2 separate regions of the Homo sapiens genome follow, and region 1 is linked to region 2. The links are chromatin loops, found by intact Hi-C in ENCODE. Cell type or tissue: transverse colon. All regions are shown on one strand. Each heading gives the region's core, and the rest is flanking DNA. Links, peaks and the distances in the headings are about the cores only.

Region 1 (4,388 bases), core at 257-4,256, 81 kb after region 2:
ACGCAAATTAGATTGTTGTACGCTCACATCCTCTGAGAAACAGGGTGTATCCAGAAAACATTGACAGAGAGTTAACACACATACACACAATTGTTAAAAGCAGCTACCATGGTGTATGACACATAGTAAACAGTCAATAAATAGTCGAGTGACCAACTGATGAATGAATGAATGAATGAATGAATGCCTTGTTGCTTCTGGGGAGTAGGAATGAAGGTCAGAGAGAGTTTTACTTTTTTATCTTCTATGCTTGCCTGTGACTAATTGTTTTCTATTTGCATATTTTCTTTTATAATTTTAGCTTTTGAAGTATAATTTACAGACAACAAAATTCACTGGTTTTAAGTGTATAGTTTGATGAGTTTTCACAAACACATACAGTCATGTAAACAACAACACAATCACTATGTAGAACATTTCCCCACATTTTCCTCCCTGCTGGGGCCCCAGCTTTGCCTCCTTTCTTGCCTTCGTCCTGAGAAAGGAAGTTGAGCCCAGAGAGGAGGCAGGAGGGAACCCGGGCCCCTCTGAGGGAATTACCTCGTTTAATCCCCACACAGCCTGGCATGGTACGAGGCTCCCTGTTTTAGAGGGGAAGGACAGCTCAGAGGGTGATGAACTGAGGATTCATCTCCTCCCCTGTATTGGCCTACTGAGATGCTTGGAAGCCCTTCAAGATCAAGGAGTGAAGGAAAAAACATCCTAGAAGCACTTGGACCACTGTGAATGTAAGAATGGAGATGGAGGCCGGGCATGCTTGCTCACACTTATAATCCCAGCACTTTGGGAGGCCAAAGCAGGAGGATCCCTTGAGGCCAGATGTTCAAGACCAGCTTGGGCAACATAGTGAGACCCCCCCGCCGTCTCTACAAAAAAAAAATTTTCTTAATTCGCTGGGCATAGTGGTGTGTGCCTGTGGTCCCAGCTACTCAGGAGGCTGAGGTGGGAGGATCACTTGAACCCAGGAGGTCAAGGCTGCAGTGAGCAGTGATTGTGCCACTGCACTCCAGCCTGGACAACAGAGCAAGACCCTGTCTCAAAAAAAGGGGGGCCAGGCGTGATGGTTCACACCTGTAATCCCAGCATTTTAGGAGGCCAAGGTGGGCGGATCACTTGAGGTCAAGAGTTTGAGACGAGCCTGGCCAACATTGTGAAACCCTGTCTCTACCAAAAATACAAAAATTAGCCAGGTGTGGTGGCTCACGCCTATAATCCCAGCACTTTGGGAGGCCGAGGTGGGCGGATCACAAGGTCAGGAGGTCAAGACCATCCTGGCTAACACGGTGAAACCCCGTCTCCACTAAAAATACAAAAAATTAGCCAGGTGTGGTGGCGGGCACCTGTAGTCCCAGCTACTCGGGAGGCTGAGGCAGGAGAATGGCGTGAACCCAGGAGGTGGAGCCTGCAGTGAGCCAAGATTACGCCACTGCACTCCAGCCTGGGCAACAGAGCGAGACTCCATCTCAAAAAATAAATAAAATAAAATAAAATAAATACAAAAATTAGCCAGGCATGGTGGCTCACTCTTGTAATGACAGCTACTTGGGAGGCTGAGGCGGGAGGATCACTTGAACCCGGGAGGTGGAGGTGCAGTGAGCCGAGATCGCACCACTGCACTTCAGCCTGGGCAACAGAGTGAGACTGTCTCAAAAAAAAAAAAAAAAAAAGGAGGAGGAGATGGACAAGGTCATCCTGTCGCCCCCTCTGGTCTCGCACCACTGGGGCATTGCAGGGAGCAGGAAACACCACTGCTTCTCTGGACTACTTGGGTCCATCTCTCCGCTGCCCCCACTGCACCGCCATGAGCTAGCCCAAACCCCTCCAGCTGTGACCTGTCTGACTACAGGAGGCGGAACGAAGGAGTCCCTCCCTACCTGCAGGGTGGAACGTTGGACCCCAGGGTTGGGAAGACGGAAGGAAGTAGACAGCCTCAGGAGACCCAGCTACCTGCCTCGCTAAGAGCTGTTCCTCCTACCTTCCTATTTATATTTCTTGTCGCTTTCCCTACCAATAAAATGGTAATAATCCATTTTTAGCACCCCCAAAGTCCCTACTGCTGGGCTCAGGGACACGAGATGCAGCCTCTGGCTGTCCATAAACACGAGAGACAGATGTTGTCAACATCTGGAGACAAGGGAGGCCCTGTTTGTGCCTGGGTCTGGGAAGTGTGCCCATCTGGGAGGAGTGTTCCAAGGGTAGGAGGCCCCCATCTGTCACTCACCTGGACTGAGGACACTTCCACCCCAGAGGAAGGCCCCTAGGCCCTGGCCAGGGCTTCCAGGCTTGGAGCCCCTTTGGAGGGGAAGCTGGGCAGGCGCCGACTGCCAGGAGGGGACTTCAAAGGCTCCCCTAATCCCTGTGACATTTTCAGACACAGGAGTTGGCTTTTTTCATGCTGAGGATCAAAGCCCAGAGCTTTATAAATAACCCTCATAAAAGCCAAGGAGCTTGTAAAGTCAAACAGTAAGTCACAAAGAGTGTGAGCCTTTCGGAGTAGGAGAGAGGCTGGGGAAGTCCAGCCCCTATCCTCGCTCCACCCCACCAGATGGCCACTCACCAGCACTCCCGGATGAGCCGAGAGATAGAAGGCCCAGTGGGAGGTCAGGAGGAAGGTCTGGGGGTGGCCTGGGTTGGACTTGGAGGTTCCTCTGCCACCCCTAATAGACATCCTAGATCTGGCCATTCATTCATTAAATCATTCTTTTGCTCATTCATTCTTTCAGTCAATCAGTCAATCAACAAACATTTCCTGATCCCATCCGTGGAAAAGACCTCTGGCCAAGGAACATGCACTTTGGGGTCACTAGGGTTCAAATCATAGTACTGCCTCTCCCAACGGGGTGATCTCCAGCAAATTACTTAATCTCTCTGAGCCTCAGTTTCCTCACCTTTAAAATGGGGATACATTTTGAACCTGTCCTAAGAGAGTTCTTGAGGAACTTCAGTGGGCATGGCAGGTGGGAAACACTCAAAACGTGGGTTATTATTACCATTAATCAGACAGCAATAGTAGTCATCAAAGGTGGTCTCTACAAGGTTGTTTTTGTTGTTGTTGTTGTTTTGCCTGGCTCTCAGTCTCCCCTAAATAACTTCCCCTTCTGCAGGGCCTAACTGGGAGGTGGGTTTTGGTTTGTGTTTTCTGTGAGTCACAGAGGCCATGAGTCATCACCCAAGAAGAGGCTGTTTCAGAGCCAGGGGGTCATAGATTCTAGTCCCATGCCCAGCACTTTCCAGCTGTGCGCCCTTGGGGGCCCCTGTCCTCCCTCTCTAAGCCTCAATTTCCTCATCTGTAAAATGAGGGCAGTGGGGAGGATCCAGTGAGGGTAGGAATATCCAGTGCCTGGCGCATAGTAGGTGCTCAGTAAGTGGCTGCGGATGCTTTTTTAGCCCTTCTCCCAGTGAGAATTTCCAAGAGAGAGGTCAGCATCAGTGTGGAAGAGATTAGAAGATGATGGGGGTCCCTGAAGCTCAGCATGTTGGAAGCTGCGGCCTGGGACCTCCCTTGGATGAGGAGGCCAGGAAGTAGGACAGACTGTACCAGTGTGTTGCCCTCACCTCATCAAAGGACCTTTTCTTTTTTTATTTTTCCTTTTTTTGTTTTTTCTTTCATGAGATGGAGTCTCACTCTGTCTCTCAGGTTAGAGTGCAGTGGCATGATCTCGTCTCACTGCAATCTCCACCTCCCAGGTTGAAGCAATTCTCCTGCCTCAACCTTCAAAGTAGCTGGGAATACAAGCACACACCACCACACCTGGCTAATTTTTGTATTTTTTTTTTTTAGTAGAGATGGGGTTTTGTTATGTTAGCCAGGCTGGTGTCGAACTCCTGACCTCAAGTGATGCACCTGCCTCGCCCTCAGAAAGTGCTGGGATTACAGGCATGAGCCACTGTGCCCGACCAAAAGAGCCTTTTCTAATTGCAGAGAGTAGCTTCAGGATATCAGTAAGTTCATTTCATAGATGAGAAAAACTATAGTCCAAGGTGGTGAAGGCATCTAGACTGGAATTCAAACCCAGGCCTGGCTGATTCCAGATTAGCCTTTTCTGCAGCTCCTGTACAGGCGCTAAAGGTGGGCAGCCCAGAGCCAGCTTCTCCCTGGCTTCTCCTAGGCAGCATCTAGCTGACCAGGTTATTCCAGAGAAGGCAAATTAGTGTCCAGGGCTGGCCTCACATCCAGGCATCTCCTGTTACAGGGGATTCAAATTTAGCTGCATCCACCCCAGCTGCCAGCATCCTGGTTCTCTGCAAAGAAGGTCGAGGGCCAGGAAGCCAGGCAGGCGTGCCAGCGAGTGCCATTCATTGGTTCAGCTACTCACTCATTCAGTGCGCGGTCAGTCACTGAACAAATGCTTATTAGCGCCTTCCACGTGCCAGGCCCATACAGGACG
Region 2 (4,388 bases), core at 147-4,146:
GCTGGGTGCCACTCTACCACATCCAAGCATCACAGAAGGGAATCTGAGGCCCAGAGAGCTGTCCCTTGCTCAGGGCTCCTGAGCCAGGGAGGTGGATACAGTGGTTAGAACCACAGATTGTGGAGTCAGTGAACTCCATGTTTGAGTTCTGGTGTGGCCACCTGCTGGTTGGTTAACAAGTTGCTGAGTCTCAGAGTCTCAGTTGCATCCTCTGCACATTGGGATAATAAAGGATTCCTCTGGAGACTGGGTGCTGTGGCTCTCACCTGTAACCCAGCTACTCAGCAGGGAGGTTGGCTTGAGCGGGGGAGTTCGAACCTGTAGCCCCGGTGCTACTCAGCAGGGAGGCTTGCTTGAGCCCGGGTGTTTGAGGCTGCAGTGAGCTATGATCACACCACTGCACTCCAGCCTGGGTTACAGAGTGAGACAGTCTCTAAAAAAAATCACATCCCCCTGCTAAGGCCGAGGGGACAAATGATGCTACACAGAAGACATTAGCACACAGAGAAAAGAAGACAGAGTTTTGGCATCTACAGGCTCCTTGAAGATCTCAGACTCCAGCCCATTCTTGGTGCAGAGGAGGAAACTGAGGCCCAGAGATTAGGGAGGGTTTCCACTTAGCCACCCCGCAGAACAGGGGCTTGTTCCTTGGCCCTGTAACTCCCGATCCAGAATGTCAGCCACCTCCCCAGCTGGCGTCGTCCCGGGAGTCCCCTCCGCCCCTCACCTGCCCTTCTCCCCGTGTCTCTGCCTTCGAGAGCCCAAGCTGCGGGCCCGCAGTGAGGAATGCCATTCTCCCTCTCCCCGGCACACTGAAGGTTTTGAAAGTTAAAGTATTACCGTCGGCTTTGTTGTTGCCTAACTACGACAGACAAATTGAGAACCAGTTGTCAAAATGTCAGTGCACAACAAATCAACATGCAGAACGAGTCTCAGCGCTCTGCGGTGTATAATTAAACAAAAAATCCCTTTTAGAAATTTCAGCGAGCGTTGGTTCCACTTTATATTTGTCTGTGTGATTAATAAAGGCAGCTAATTTTCAGACTTTAAAAACAGCTAGAAAATAGCTCCTAATTACATATTAGGTTCCTCGCGGCCCCCGCTGCGCTCCGCCGGCATTGGTGGGCCGAAGAATTTGGCAGAGTCTTAATTGCATTCTGAGCATCATCTAATTTTAGTTAAATGTAATGTAATCAGCAGCAGATGTCTGAAATAAAATATGAATTATGAATATGATGAAATTTCATTCTTGAATAAAAAAGTAATTTGCTATTTAGTTCATTAAAGTCATAGAGGTTTATTAGGAGCAGGTATATATGGCCCGATGAGGGTATATATTAAGTGATACTGGGAGACAGAAACCCCAAAGGGATGGGAAACTTCATCCAGGAGAGTTCAGTTATGATTAATGACTGTGGGGGCTGGAGAGGCTCCTGGGGACCCTGAGTTTACCCAGCCGGAGAATTCCCTCGGGCTCTTTGAGGAAGGCCCTGAGTTTTGGGACAAGGGGACTTAGAGAGGAAAGCCCTGGGTGCTGCCCCTGAGCCCTGTCCCACCCCTGACACCCACCCCCACCTCCTTACCGCTTCCAAGATGGGCACAGTGGAGAGCTGGCTCCTTGGACATTGCTCTATGCAGGACACTCACCTGGGCCTGGTGACACAGCATGAGGTGGTGATCAGCTTCTTACACACTGAGCAGAGATTGGGGCTCTGCCTCTCGCTGTGTGACCTCAGGCCAGAACCTCAGTTTCCCTTTCTATACAAGGGGACTAATCATAGTACCTATCAGACACTCTGAACAGTACCTGGAATGTGGCAAAGCCCTCGTTTAGCGTTAGCTGCTGGAGTTGCTGTTATTAGCTGTAGAGGTCATATTTTAAATTAGTATTAAAATGCCTTCTTTTGTTTTCAGTCTGTGTGTGTGTGTGTGTGTGTGTGTGTGTGTGTGTGTGTATGTGTGAGACGGAATCTCACTCTGTTGCCCAGGCTGGAGTGCAGTGGCACGATCTTGACTCACTGCAACCTCTGCTCCCCGGGTTCCAGTTATTCTCCTGCCTCAGCCTCCTGAGTAGCTGGGATTACAGGTGTGAGCCACCACATCTGGCTAATTTTTGTATTTTTAGTAGAAATGGGTTTCACCATGTTGGCCAGGCTGGTTTGGGACTCCTGACCTCAGGTGATCCACCTGTCTCAGCCTCCCAAAGTGCTGGGATTACAGGCATGAGCCACCGCACCCAGCATGTTTTCATCTTTTTTGTTTGCTGTTTAGAGATAGGGTCTCACTCTGTCACCCAAGATGGAGTGCAGTGGTACCATCATAGCTCACTGCAGCCTCCCAACTTTGGGCTCAAGCAATCCTCCTGCCTCAGCCTCCCAAGTAACTGGAACTACAGGGCACACACTACCACACCTGGCTAATTTTGTATTTTTTATTGTTTTGTAGAGACAGGGTCTCACTATGTTGCCCAGGCTGGTCTTGAACTCCTGGCTTCAAGTGATCCTCCTGACTTGGCCTCCCAAAGTGCTGGGATTATAGGAGTAAGCCATGGCACCTGGTCTGTTTTGTCTCGTAAGCAGCCTGTGATGCAGATCATAAGTTCTAGTCTGTTTTTTTTAGCTGAGGCTGAGGGAGGTTAAATGATGTGTCTGCAGTCACACAGTGAATAATTGCCAAAGTTGAGATTTGAACCAGAACCGTCCTGCTCCCGGTGTTCCCTGCTACATCCAGAGCAGTGCCAGGACAGCTGGCGGGAGTCCTGGCTGAGGATTCTGGAGGGGGTGGCTCATCAGCCCCAGAAGGAGACAGAGAAGAGTGAGGGACAGGCGGGTAGGATCTGCCAGAAGATGCTCTGGTCAGGTCGGGGACAGAGGCTGCCTCTCCAACCTCCCACTTCACACCAACCAATGATTTCCTGCAATTATCTGGAAAAGATTAATTAGTAAAGTGCACCATATTGACTGAAGGCCGCCCCGGCGATCGATAACTTGGGAAAGTCTCCCAGGTGCCCAGAGAAAAAAACCGAACTGGAAAGTGGGGGAGGAGGCTCATTTTGCAACCCTGGGGTTGTCCACTCGGCTCTCTGGGTCGGGGCCAGCTCTGCGTGACTCCCTCTTGGCTTCAAGCAAGACCTTTTTGCCTCTCTGAACCTGTTTCCCCACATGTAAAGTGGGGGGCTGGACTGACCCCTATCCAGGGATCTTCCTTCTACTGGAGGAAGTTCTGGGAGGAGAGCAGGCACTCTGGGGGTACCGGGGGCTGATCGGGTGGCTGCTGTGGAGGGAGCCCCCTTCTCTAGGGCTTGACTTTCCGCTGCTGATGTGGAAGACAGCTGGAGACCAAGGACGCCTCAGGGATCCATGGTGGCTGCCATCTGAGGGTGAAAGAGAATGTCTGGTCTAAGGAAGACCAACGTCTGCTGGCTACGGTTTCTGGCAGGGCAAAGAGTCAAGTGTGTGCATCATATGGGTTAAGATGATAAGCCAGGGAGACAGGGGAATAATAACCCCAAGTCCTCACTTCCCCAAGCATTGCCTTAAGGGTCTCCTTGCCTCTTTGAACCTCAGTATCCTTCTCTGTAAATAGTGCGGTCCTGTTGAGCTGCTGGGAGTCTCCGAAGGGTTGGTGTGAGCCCATGGCCCAGCCCGGTGCCTGCGCAGAGCAGGTGCAGGGTCAACAGAAGCTGCTGTCACAGTGAGCTGCTATAGTCTCCCCCAAGCCCCAGTCAGTATCCCAGCAGGACATGGCATTCCACTGGGATGGTACCAGCGAAGAGAGTTTAGTAAAGGGAGTTCTGTAAACAGAGTTGCAAACCAAACAGGGATGGTGAGACCATCAGGGTCGGGAAACAGCAAGGTCCCCCCTTCTCATTTCCAAGGTCTGATGGGGCAGAAACGGAGTTGCCAGATCCCACAAGGAGCTGGAGCCATGGAGAGGGGTGCCACGAGGTGAGCAGGAGCCTTCGTCACAAAGGGACAGATTATTGCCAGGAATGCAGCACTTAAGCCAGCTGAGTTGGGCAGAGACACCCCAAACTCTCCCTCTGCCCGCTCCCAGCCTCCCATTGGATGATTCCACCTGAAACTTAGAGGACAAGTTGCCCCTGGATGCTGTCTATGGAGGTCAGCTTCCCAGGGTAAAGAGCCAGGCAGGGAACAGGAGAACAGACCAATGGTAAAAGGGAAAAGCCTACCACAGCCCTTCTTCCCAGAAATTTGGAGAAGCGTTTTATGGGAGGAGTCTTCTGGGTGGCAGTGGGCAAGAGGGGGTCTTCACCAGGCAGAGACTTCACCCCATGTTGCAGACCCTGAGTCCCATGAGGCCTCACCTTGCCCATGAGAAGAATCTCACTTCACGCCCAGCACTCCTGAAACAGAGCTCCTTGGGAG

What was found. Peaks named below come from ENCODE experiments on the same cell type or tissue, not always from the same donor. Only the 100,000 strongest peaks of a DNase experiment are listed, where the experiment ranks them.
Region 1: it touches region 2 in a loop (2.2-fold over the local background); 4 of 110 quality-filtered maps call a loop at or near these places.

Annotation. Positions count from the first base shown.
Region 1 is chr12:109,693,853-109,698,240 of GRCh38, forward strand. No RefSeq gene overlaps it. Among named protein-coding and RNA genes, the nearest start is that of FAM222A, 18 kb to the right of the region's middle. RefSeq lists an enhancer at 1,980-2,789. In transverse colon, for the core only: no CTCF peak of the experiment used is centred there; DNase peaks (open chromatin) are centred at 2,220 and 2,539; H3K27ac peaks cover 299 bases.
Region 2 is chr12:109,613,016-109,617,403 of GRCh38, forward strand. No RefSeq gene overlaps it. Among named protein-coding and RNA genes, the nearest start is that of MVK, 41 kb to the left of the region's middle. In transverse colon, for the core only: no CTCF peak of the experiment used is centred there; no DNase peak of the experiment used is centred there; H3K27me3 peaks cover 1,762 bases.